Regions from separate parts of the Homo sapiens genome. Here region 1 is linked to region 2. The links are chromatin contacts, found by Hi-C or POLR2A ChIA-PET in ENCODE. All regions are on one chromosome and are shown on one strand. Each heading gives the region's core, a stretch centred on a gene start or an enhancer-like site at or near the end of the contact. The rest is flanking DNA. Distances are from core to core; before and after follow the strand shown.

Region 1 (5,963 bases), core at 2,813-5,312, 110 kb after region 2:
GATATCTTTCCTGGCTGGAAGTCATGGTCTCTGCTTTGGGAGGGAGGAAGATTCTACCCTGTGGCCAATTCCCTTCCCCCAGCCAGCAGCCCCAGTCCAATGAGGGACTCACTATGTTGATCTCTGTGCTTTTTCTTTTTTTTTTGAGACAGAGTCTCGCTCTGTCACCCAGGCTGGAGTGCAGTGGTGCGATCTCGACTCACTGCAACCTCTGCCTCCTGGATTCAAGCGATTCTCCTGCCTCAGCCTCCCGAGTAGCTGGGACTACAGGTGCCTGCCACTACACCCGGCTAATTTTTTGTATTTTTAGTAGAGAAGGGGTTTCACTGTGTTAGCCAGGATGGTCTTGATTTCCTGACCTTGTGATCCACCCACCAGCCTTGGCTTCCCAAAGTGCTGGGATTACAGGCGTGAGCCACCGCACCTGGCCGATCTCTGTGCTCTTTAAAGAGGCTGTGTGGGGGAACTCTACCCGCTCCCTCCTGGGTCCTCATTTCAAATTCCCAGCCTTTAGAGTTAGGAATTGCAGCTCCAGGTTGGTGTCCACACTCCAGAGCAGAAGACCTCAGCCCTGGCTGCATATTTTAAAAAAAATACCAAGGGCTGCACACAGTGGTTCACGTCTGTAATCCCAGCACTTTTGGGGGCTGAGGTGGGAGGATGGGTTGAGGCGAGGAAGTTGAGACCAACCTGGGCAACACAGCAAGACCCTGTCTCCACAAAGAAAATGAAAAAACAAAACAAACAAACAAAAAACATTAGCCGGGTGAGGTGGGGTGCACGTGTGGTCCTAGCTACTCAGGAGGCTGAGGATTGCTTGAGCCTGGGAGGTTGAGGCTGCAGTGAGGTGCTATTGCACCACTGCACTCCAGCCTGACCACAGAGCAAGACGGTGTCTCCAATCAATCAATTAATCAATCAATCCCAATGCTGGAGTTGCATCCCACACCAGTTAAACTGGAAACTCTGGGGTAAGCCCAGGGCAGGGGTATTTTCTAACTTTCCTGAGATGGCTCTGCTGTGCAGCCACAGTTGAGAACCACCGAGGCATCCAGGCAGATGGAAAAAGCTCCCTCCAAGGCAGGCCTTGATAAAGGGTCCAGCATGGAAGAGGACACGTGATGACTCCGAGGGCTTATAGTTGATTAGAAAGAGAGCTAGACCCTGTGCGCAGAGATGGGTTGACTCAATGCGACTTGGGTACTGGAATGCAGAGAAAGGAGGCAGCTCAGGTAGGGTGGGGTTAAGCAGGCCAGTCTTTCTGGAGAAGGTTCTGGAAGCAGTTTTGGGAGGCAAGTCCCCCATCCCGGTGAACGGACTCTTCAGATCCTTGCTAAGGGTTTTCCCAGGGGCTCCTTATCTGATAAGCCAGCCCCTTTGTGACTCTGGCTCAGGATCCCTGCCCACCCCCGGGCCCGTGGGGGTGTGGCTGGCCACTCTTCAGTCACTGCCCTGGCTCTACGGGACACCCCGGCAGGATGAGGCTCCGACAGATAAGACCCGTGCTTGTTAGCACAGCTGTTCTCTGCAACACCCAGCCTTGTTTTCAAACCTGCGGAAACTTGGGTGCGGAAGTGTGACTACATCCACCCAACTTCAGAGTTGGGCTTGGTTCCAAATAAAAGGAAATTTAGTCAGTTTTCCCAGACAGAGGGACAAAAATAGAGTTGACAGGAACCTCAAAGGTTCTGCTGGAGTACCGGGGTCACACCTAGAAAAATCAGTTGGATCTTTGGTCTGGGCGCCCTGTTCAAATGCCCTGTTTAAACTTAAACTCTCAGCATCAACAACCACCCTCAAATCTGCCCCATGTACGTGCTTGGAGATGGTGCTCTAAAAGATTATGCTTTTTTTTTTGAGACAGGATCTCACCCTGTCATGCTGGATCATGCGATGGCATGATCTCGGCTCACTGCAATCTCCGCCTCCTGAGTTCAAGCGATTCTCCTGCTTCAGCCTCCCAATTAGCTGGGATTACAGGCGTGTACCACCACACCTGGCTAATTTTTTGTGTCTTTAGTAGAGACGGGGTTTCACCATGTTGGCCAGGTGGGTCTTGAACTCCTGACCTCGTGATCCGCCTGCCTCGGCCTCCCAAAGTGCTGGGATTATAGGCATAAGCCACTGCACCTGGCCAAAGATGATACTTTCTTTTAAGAAGGTCATTTTGTTTCTTCTGCCTTTAACAGTCCTAGAGTTTCTGTGTGTTCACTGAGCCTCTTTGGGCAATAAGCTTACTACAAGGCTCTGGGGTCTATAAATTATTTGCATGATCAAAGACATCGAACTGCATGATCAAAGAATTTAACTTTTGTATGTTTAATAGAGACTGGACAGGTAACTCGTGCTTGGCTAGATTGGCCCCTGGCAGAATCTGTTACCCCTGGATTCAGCTTTGGGTCCCATCTCAGGTGTCCAGGTCCTGTATGAGCTCCTGCTGCAGAGTGGGGCCTCGGGGCCTCCCGTGGGGAACTTGTTCTGCCTCAATGTTCTGTGCTGAACAGTGTTGACCTCACATGCGTCCTTCCTTACCTCCTGGAGAGCATTCTCCTTTTTACTGCCCTTTCAGCAACTCAGCACTAGCACATTGCATAGGACCAACTGCGGGGAGGGCTCACGTGGGCCCTGGGAAGGCCACTCTAAAGTGTGGAGGGCAGGTTTCCCACCATGCGACAGGCAGAGGTCACACTGCCGTTAGCAGCAGAACTGAGCCTGAAATTCAATCTCCTGATTCCCAGGGTCCTTACCCACCTAGTGAGCTGTGTGCCATGAGGGGGCCCCGCCCATCAAAGGGTCTCCAAAAGCCAGCGATGACATGAAGCAGGAAATGTATCATTAGAGCGGAAAAGAACCACACAGCTCCACAGCTCCATATGTTGGTCAACGGGCCCATACTGTCTGTGGCTTAAATGGGTCAGAGGTGTTGTGGCAGACAATAGAACCATCCTCATTCCTCGTGGAAAGTTTCCTGGGGAGCTCTGGACCCATAATTGAGTTGATAGTAACTGGAAAGGCTAGAGGATGGTGGGATCTAAAAATGCAGCACAGAAGTTCCTAGGGCAAGTGACTTAACCCTTTGGAGCTTTAGTTTCCTCATCTGTAAAGCAGGAACAATGAAAGTGCCTACTTCTGGCAAGGCGTGGTGGCTCACGCCCGTAATCCAAGCACTTTGGGAGGCCGAGGCGGGTGGATCACTTGAGGTCAGGAGTTCAAGACCAGCCTGGCCAACATGGTGAAACCCCATCTCTACTAAAAATACAAAAATTAGCTGAGCGTGGTGGCGGGCAGCTGTAATGCCAGCTACTCAGGAGGTTGAGGCACAAGAACCACTTGAACCCAGGAGGTGGAGGTTGCATTGAGCTGAGATCATGCCATTGCACTCCAGCCTGGGTGACAGAACGAGACTCCATCTCAAAAAAAAAAAAAGAAAGTACCTACTTCTCAGAGTGTTGTGGGGGTTAAGGTGAGATGATACCTGTGGAAAGTGCCCATGGAGCGCCTGTGCACAGGAAACTTCAGGATTCTGGAAAACTGCGTTATTTCTCTCTCTCTTTTTTTTTTTTTGAGATGGAGTCTCACTCTTTCACACAGGCTGGAGGGCAATGGTGTGATCTCAGCTCACTGTAACCTCCGCCTCCCAGGTTCAAGCGATTCTCCTGACTCAGCATCCTGAATAGCTGGGACTACCGGCACCTGCCACCGTGCCAGCTAATTTTTGTATGTTTAATAGAGACGGGTTTTCACCATGTTGGCCAGGCTGTTCTTGAACTCCTGGTCTCAAGTGATCTGCCCACCTTGGCCTCCCAAAGTGCTGGGATTACAGGTGCGAGCTATTGCACTCAGCGAAAACTGTGTTGTTACTTAAAGCCTCTCTCTGTTAGTAGCTGGCCTTCCATTTCCCTTTCCCTGGCCGATCTCCTCTGAGCCCTGGAGGGGCAGGTGTGGGATGAGTTTGTCCTTTTGAGGAGGAGACAAAGACACACAGAAGTGACTTGTTCCTGAGACATGCAGTGAGTCAACAGCTGGGGCGTCCTGGAGCCTGGGTCTCCCTGCCCCCGTGGGTCTCTCTGACAGTGCCCTGAGTTTCTGCCTGCTGCTGGCCGTCTTGGGGCCCTGCCTCCCATCTTGCAGCTGACCCTGGCCGGAAACTCCGCCCCATTGTCTTAGGCCTCGGGAGTCTGGCTGCCCTGGGGTGACAGCTTTCTCCTCTGGCTGAGATAACTCCAAGAGATGTCTATCCGTTCAGGGAAGGGGGAGCCTCTGAGCAAGCTCTTCCCTGCCCTGTGATAACGGCAGACAATGCTTAGAAAGGAGAGCGTTCCATCCCACAGCCTGCCCTCTGCACCCTCCCCCTGCTCCCACCAAACCCACCTCTCCCTCATCCCCCCAAAGGCTTTGATGAGTCTTTGGAAACTTGGGTGCGAGGCTGAGTCTCATTAACTCCTTCAGCACCGTCAGTGCTGTGAGTGTGCAGGTGGGAAATGCGCCCCTCCCTGGGCAGTCTGGTGACCTCCAGGAAGCAGGGTCAGGGCCAGGTGCTTTCTGGGTGGCTGAGGGGAGGTTTTAGTAGGGATGGTTCAATGGCTGTAGTTTTGTCCTAGGAAAAACTTTCTTTGTAGCTGAGCTCTGGAATCAAACAGATGTGAGTTTAAGTTCTGGCTCTATCATGGATGAGCTCAATGGTCTTGGGAAACTTAAGTTCCTCCTCCAAGCCCTGGCTTTCTCATCTGCTAAATGGGGGTACAAATAGCCACCACTAAGGTCATCAGAGGGAATAAATAAGTGATGAATAAATAAATAAATACACGCAGAGAACCTAGCAGAGGGCCTGGCACAGGGAGGCTATTGTGATGGTCATTTCTCCTAGAGCCACCTCTGTGCAGGCCTCGGGTTGGTGGCCTTGTGACGAGAGTGAAGGGGAACACTCTACACCTCACCCTTTACTGGAAAGAGCAGCTTCACTTCCCATGGTAAGTCAGAGAGGTCATCTTGACATGGAAGGAAAAACCCTTTGTTCATTTGATAAATATTTGTTGGCAGGTTACTGTGTGCCGTGCATCGTTTGAGCAGCTCGGGAGACCCAGTGAGTCCAGCCATCCCTGTCCACAGGTTGGTGTGAATGTGCAGGGCTAGCACAGGGGGCTGAGAAGGTAACAGATAAACTAGTGAAAACAAGTAAAAATAATATAACCTCACATAGAGAGGGGGGCTTGGAAGACAAATAAAATGACACAAGGGGTTAGAAGGTGACAGGAGGCCAGGCGTGGTGGCTAGCACCTGTAGTCTCAGCTGCGAGGTCCCTTAAACCCAGGAGTTGGAAACCAACCTGGGCAACATAGCAAGATCCCGCCTTAACAAAAAATAAAGGAATTAGCTGGATGTGATGCCTCATGCCTGTAGTCCCAGCTACTCAGGAGGCTTAGGCAGGAGGATCACTGGAGCCCAGGAGTTTGAGCCTGCAGTGAGCTGCGATTGCACCACTGCACTCCAGCTTGGGCAGCAGAGCAAGACTCTGTCTCAAAAAATAAATAAATACAAAAATAAAAAGAAGGCAACAGGTTGCACGTGTGCTATTTTTGATAGGATGTGCAGAGAAGGCCTCTCTGAAGAGGTGACATCTGAGCAATATTGGAATGAAGGGAAGGAGTGGGCCCTGGAAACCTGTGCCAGGAGTTTCCCAGTCCTAAGGAACAGCATGCTGGGAAGCCTGGGGGTGGAGGTCCAGCTCCCAGGGACAAGCTTGAGGCTGGTGTGAGGACGCAAGACTGCAGGGGCTCAGCACTGTGGCCGCGTCTATCTGGGTAACCTACTCAAACGCACTGAGGAGTCTCTCTCTGTCTGGGCCCAGGGCTCTGCCCGCATGACGGTGACCTCTGTCCCTACACAGGTGGCCTATTGCCTGCGTGTGCACACGTGTGTGTGTGTGTGAAGGGGGAGCCAAGGAACTGCAGAAAGCTGACCAT
Region 2 (5,776 bases), core at 128-2,627:
AGAAGCTAACACTCTGGTGGGGAGGCAGAGACTAACCACCTGGACAGAGCAGCCGTCAAATCTGCTTACTACACGGAGGAAGTGAGGAAGGAAATGATGCAGAGACGAGCGGGGAGGGACCATGTCGAATGAGGGAAAGAAAGGCATCTCTGCGATGATGGTTAAGCTAAGCCCTGAAGGATAGCAAGGAGAATGCTGTGTGAAGAATGGGAGGAGAAGTGTCCCCAGCAGAAGGAACAGAATCTGCAAAGCCCCCGAGTAGGGAAAGCTGCTGACAGAAGACAAGCAGGAATGGAGTTTGGTAAGGAGGGGTCAGGTTCAGGGCTGAGAAAATGCAGGGTCTTATGACAGTGATAGCAACTGAGCGTCCAAACCAGACATTTTTGAGAATAAAAGGCCCTCTTAAAAATCACATTCAGCCGGGTGTGGTGGCTCATGCCTTTAATCCCAGCACTTTGGGAGGCTGAGGCAGGCAGATCACTTGAGGTCAGGAGTTACAGACCAGTCTGGCCAATATAGAGAAACCCCATCTCTACTAAAAATAAAAAATAAATAAGCTGGGCGTGGTGATGGTAGTAAAGTAACTGGGCGTGGTGATCCCAGCTACTTGGGAGGCTGAGGCAGGAGAACGGCTTGAACCCGGGAGGCAGAGGTTGCAGTGAGCCAAGATGGCACCACTGCACTTCAGCCTGGGCGACTGAGCAAGACTCCGTCTCAAAAAAAAAAAAAAAAAAAATCACATCCTACGCAGAAGAAGGAGACATAAGATCATACTCCTCAGAGGCCAACATGCAGATTCCAGATTTTATTCTTGGTGCAAAAAAGAAGCCACTGAAGGCATTAAAGCACAGAAGTTTTATAGGATGACTTACAGAGAAACCTGTTCCTGCTGCTTTGGGGAATGCAGACTGGAAAGAAGAGTGTGTGGAAGAGGAAAGAGAAGTTAGGAGGCAATCACAGTAATCCAGATGGAATGAACAGCGTTGGCCACAGGAAGCTATTGACACTGGAGACAAAAGGTGGAGAGAGTCAAGACTGTTTTGGAGATCAACTGCTTGTTGATGTCCTAAGTGAGGGAAGAAGAGAATCTAAGGTGATTCCTAGTTTTCTGTCTGGAGCAGAAGGGAGTGGTGGGAAGGGGGCTGATGGCTGCATCCCGTACTCTGTGCCAGCCAGCACCCATACCATTTCTCTATATTTGGGAGTTCCGCACCCCGTGAGACTTGATGGCAGCAGAATCTGCCTCCTATGTTGATGCTCCTATGAAAATGCCAGCTCTTTGCCTTGCCAGCCTCCCCTGGGATGAGCATAAGCAGGTGGCAGTGCCACCATGAACGTGCAGTCTCATTCCAGCCGTGACGGGCTCTGCAGGCAGGAGTGGTGACATCATGCATGGAGGTGAGGCCAAGCACTCATCCTGGGCCGCAGCGCCACCTAGTGCTTGGCATGGGTAAGCAGCGCTGGCCTCCCTGAATCTACAGCCTGGCTTGAGTGAGGTTCAAAGTAGCCCTGCATGTGGCCTCCAGCAATCCCAGCTACTCCATACACTGGACAGTATCCCCATATCTTTTACACACACATTTTGCTACTGAAAAGCAGAAATGTTTATCAGGAGTAGCCGCCAGCAGCAAGACTTCAAGGATTGGTTGTCAGGCCTTACTGGGGACAAAGGGCAGTCAAAATTCTGCAAGTATTAAGGAATACTTGCAAGTGTCCCATGATATCTCAAGGATAAGCAGTCACATTATCACCTCTAATCTAGAGTGAAGTGCCCAGGAAGTGGCTTTGGTGTGGCCCAGTGGCTGCTGCCAGAGTATGAAAGGCACACTCACCAAATGTGTTTTAAAAAGCAATACAGGCTGGGTGCGGTGGCTCATGCCTGTAATCCCAGCACTTTGGGAGGCCAAGGCAGGTGGATCACCTGAGGTCACCTGAGACCAGCCTGGCCAACATTGTGAAACTTCATCTCTACTAAAAATACAAAAATTAGCCAGGCGTGGTGGCGGGCACCTGTAATCCTAGCTACTCAGGAGGCTGAGGCAGGAGAATAGCTTGAACCTGGGAGGCGGAGGTGTAGTGAGCCAAGATTGTGCCACTGCACTCCGGCCTGGGTGACAGAGTGAGACACAGTCTCCAAAAAAAAGTGGGGTGGCGGGGGGAACAGTGCAATGTGAGGGTTTGACAGGCATTTTTTCTTCTTAGTAGTTCATAAAGTAACAGTGCTTCTTACTATTGATGGCATCATAGTGTCATCTGGCAAGATACTAGATTGCTAAGGGACTATATCAGCATATTTAGGGAATTAAGAAATTGGTGGGATGATTGTTTTTTGTTTTGTTTTGTTTGTGAGACAGGATCTTGCTCTGTTGCCCAAGCTGGAGTACAGTGGCACAATCAGGACTCACTACAGCCTTGACCTCCTAGGCTCAATCAGTCCTCCCACCTCAGCCTCCGAGTAGCTGAGACCACAAGCACGCACCACCACACCCAGCTAATTTTTTTTTCTAATTTGTAGAGATGAGATCTCACTATAATGGCCAGGCTAGTCTCAAACTTCTAGGCTCAAGTGATCCTCCAGCCTCGGCCTCCCAAAGTGCTGGGATTACAGGTGTGAGCCATGGCACCCAGCCCTGGATGGTTGCTTCTTACAGTGGTGAACAGCTTAAAACAGGATTTGTCAACTCTGAAACTATTGGCATTTTGAACTGGATATTTCTTGTTATAGGCAGTTGTCCTATGCATTATACGCAGAATGCTGAGCAGCATTCCTGGCCTCTGTCTATTAGATGCAAGTAATACACATGCACGCCCCTTTCCAGTTGTAACCATGAAAAATGTCTCCAGATATTGCCAAATGTCTCCTGACGGCGACAAAATCACTGCCAGTAAAAACTACTGGTTTCAAGAAAGAGAACAACAAATTCAAATTCCTAAACCTCCTATAAAAGCACAGACTGAAAACCAGAGACTTTCCAAGAACACATTCAAGGAGTCTCTTTGTTTGCAGCTGAAGGGCTGAGAGGGCCCTTTAAAAGACTTTAAAAGCTTAATTCCGTGAGTTGCCGAATTAGGGTGTTAACTTAATTCATAAGCTCACCAGGTCTCTTATGTGAAAATAGGACCTAGAGAATTTTTTTTTTGAGACAGAGTTTCGCTCCTGTCGCCCAAGCTGGAGTGCAATGGTGCGATCTCGGCTCACTGCAACCTCAGCCTCCCAGGTTCAAGCAATTCTCCTGCCTCAGCCTCCCAAGTAGCTGAGATTACAAGTGCACGCCACCATGCCCAACTAATTTTTTGTATTTTTAGTAGAAATGGGGTTTCACCATGTTAGCCAGGCTGGTCTCGAACTACTGACCTCAGATATTCCGCCCACCTTGGCCTCCCAAAGTGCAGGGATTACAGACGTGAGCCACCGCGCCTGGCCAACTTAGAGAATTAAATGGTGACATGAGAGGGTGTAGATGAATCAGACTACCCATAAATCTCCATCTTCAATGGAATTCACTTGCCAGGAAGCTCTACCACTGCTCTCCTGTAAGATCCTCAATAACCTCACTTCAGCTCATTGGCACCGAAAGCCAAATCTCATCATGATCCCCACTGCTCTTTATTTTCTTCATACCTATAACAACAGTCAGATTCCAATATGTCCCAGGAGGAAAAACACAGACTCTGACCTAGGAGAAGGCTCACACACTAAAAATATCTACAAAAAAACTTGCAAATATTTATGGATATTTAACATAAGGGTGCTGTATCAAAAGGAGGATGATGATAATTTTACATCAGGCTGAATTACCCAGTATGGGTATGCATAGCATAGGTTTTGGATCCAATATGCTGACTCAAGCAGCTACAGGTAGTTCTCATTGCTTTCTTAGTTGGATGACTGAAACCTGGACTCAATGGAAACCTACATTAAATAAAGCTGAGTTGTCAGAAATTCCCTGGAACAATGTATAGGAAGAAATGAAAGTCTTGGCTGGGCACGGTGGCTCACGCCTGTAATCCCAGCAATTTGGGAGGCTGAGGCAGGCGGATCACAAGGTCGGGAGTTTGAGACCAGCCTGGCCAACATGGTGAAACCCCGTCTCTACTAAAAATACAAAAATTAGCCGGGCGTGTTGGCGCATGCCTGTAATCCTGGCTACTCAGGAGGCTGAGGCAGGAGAATTGCTTGAACCCAGGAGATAGCACCACTGCACTCCAACCTGGGAGACAGAGAGATACTGTGTCTCAGAAGAAAAAAAAAAGTCTTGGAGAAACAGAGTGTTTATCATGTATGTCCTGCTCACTCATGCTCTGGTGTGTCATGAGAACTCAAATGACACTCCCTTTACAAGGCTTTAAGCAACATAATTCATGACTTCTGAGATTCACATCTTTCCATGTCTCTGAAATGAGAATGTATTATAAATAATTGTGGGTCACGCTTTGACTGTGGTGCTTTTTTTTCTCTTTTTTTTTTTTTTTTTGAGACAGGGTCTTGCTCCATCACCTAGGTTGTAGTGCAGTGGCATGATACACTGCAGCATCAACTTCCTGGGCTCAAGTGATCCTTCTGCCTCAGCTTCCCAAGTAGCTGGGAGCACAGGTGTGCACTACGACACCTGAGAAATTTTGTAGAAACAGGATCTCCCTATGTTGCCCAGGCTGGTCTCGAACTCCTGTGCTCAAGTGATCCTTCTACCTCAGCCTCCCAAATTGCTGGGATTACAGGTGCAAGCCACCATGCTTGGCTTTTTTTCTTAGTGGTTCATAAAATAATAGTGCATCCTATAATTGATAGTGGCTTGGATTTGATTACATTTGGGATATTGTTAAGAGGACTATTCATATGTTCTGAGAACTCTTGTGGCTGACCTTCACTGGTCAGGTATGTTAATAGGAAATGCTGCTGATTTCAGTGGGGACGGACACCAGGTTCCTTAGTGTAGAGAAAATAACAGAATTTCGTTTCCAGGAAAAAAGGTGTGTGTGTTTCCACAGTGGGCAGCAAGACCAGCGTAGTGATCGCAATGGTCTAACCAAGGCTATTTCGAGCAGCAGCTAACAGCTTGTGTGCTCTTTAGGATCAGAATGGACGGGCAACTCACTGACTTCCTAGGTGTAGGGCCCGCAAACTGGGAACTGTGTTGACTCACAACGATAGAGAACGCAGCCAGTCAACCAGGTCCCAGAACTCGATGTTTTCACAGACTCAGCGTTCCTTGAATGAATCGTGCATTTCTTTTCCATGGCTGCGTTAACAAATGACTACAAACTAGGTGGCTACAAACAACATAAATATATTCTCTCGTGGTTCTGGAGGCTAGACGTCCAAAATTGGCAGGGCCATGCTCCCTCCGAAGACACCAGGGAAGACTCTTTTCCTGCCTCTTACCAGCAATCCTGGCTACTCCTTGGCTTGTAGCTGTGTCACTGTGATCTCTGGCTCCATCAACACAAGACCTTCCTCCTTGCGTAACTCTTTTTTTTTTTTGACACAGAGTCTCTGTCACCCAGGCTGGAGTACAATGGCGCAATCTCCACTCACTGCAACCTCCGCTTTGTGGGTTCAAGCAATTCTCCTGCCTCAGCCTCCCAAGTACCTGGGACCACAGGTACACACCACTACACCAGGCTAATTTTTGTATTTTTAACGGAGATGTGGTTTCACCATGTTGGCCAGGCTGGTCTCGAACTCCTGACCTCAGGCGATCCACCCTGCTCAGCCTCCTGAAGTGCTGGGATTACAGGTGTGAGCCATCGGGGCCGGCCGTATATCTCTCCTCTT

Evidence for each region. A loop is a pair of places that touch in the nucleus more often than their neighbours do. ChIA-PET counts read pairs that join two places held with the same protein, here RNA polymerase II (POLR2A). Pooled maps may share reads with other maps.
Region 1: a map of heart right ventricle shows a loop between it and region 2 (12-fold over the local background). The contact joins two enhancer-like sites. A Hi-C loop is called at or near these places in 5 of 168 maps with a recorded cell type or tissue (astrocyte of the cerebellum, cardiac septum, endothelial cell of umbilical vein and 1 more) and 1 of 50 pooled maps. POLR2A ChIA-PET finds 5 or more read pairs at or near these places in 6 of 52 experiments (BJ, GM12878, H1 and 3 more).

Annotation. Positions count from the first base shown.
Region 1 is chr7:131,621,876-131,627,838 of GRCh38, forward strand. No RefSeq gene overlaps it. Among named protein-coding and RNA genes, the nearest start is that of PODXL, 68 kb to the left of the region's middle. RefSeq lists enhancers at 2,057-2,724, 2,725-3,390. Within about 2 kb of position 4,063, at least 10 of the 41 ENCODE cell types and tissues checked have a DNase peak (open chromatin) inside an H3K27ac peak, as active enhancers do; they include endothelial cell of umbilical vein and heart right ventricle, where a contact is called at or near this core.
Region 2 is chr7:131,512,279-131,518,054 of GRCh38, forward strand. The region is part of intron 1 of PODXL (podocalyxin like); the gene reads right to left. Among named protein-coding and RNA genes, the nearest start is that of PODXL, 41 kb to the right of the region's middle. RefSeq lists enhancers at 996-1,855, 5,358-5,776. Within about 2 kb of position 1,378, at least 13 of the 41 ENCODE cell types and tissues checked have a DNase peak (open chromatin) inside an H3K27ac peak, as active enhancers do; they include endothelial cell of umbilical vein and heart right ventricle, where a contact is called at or near this core.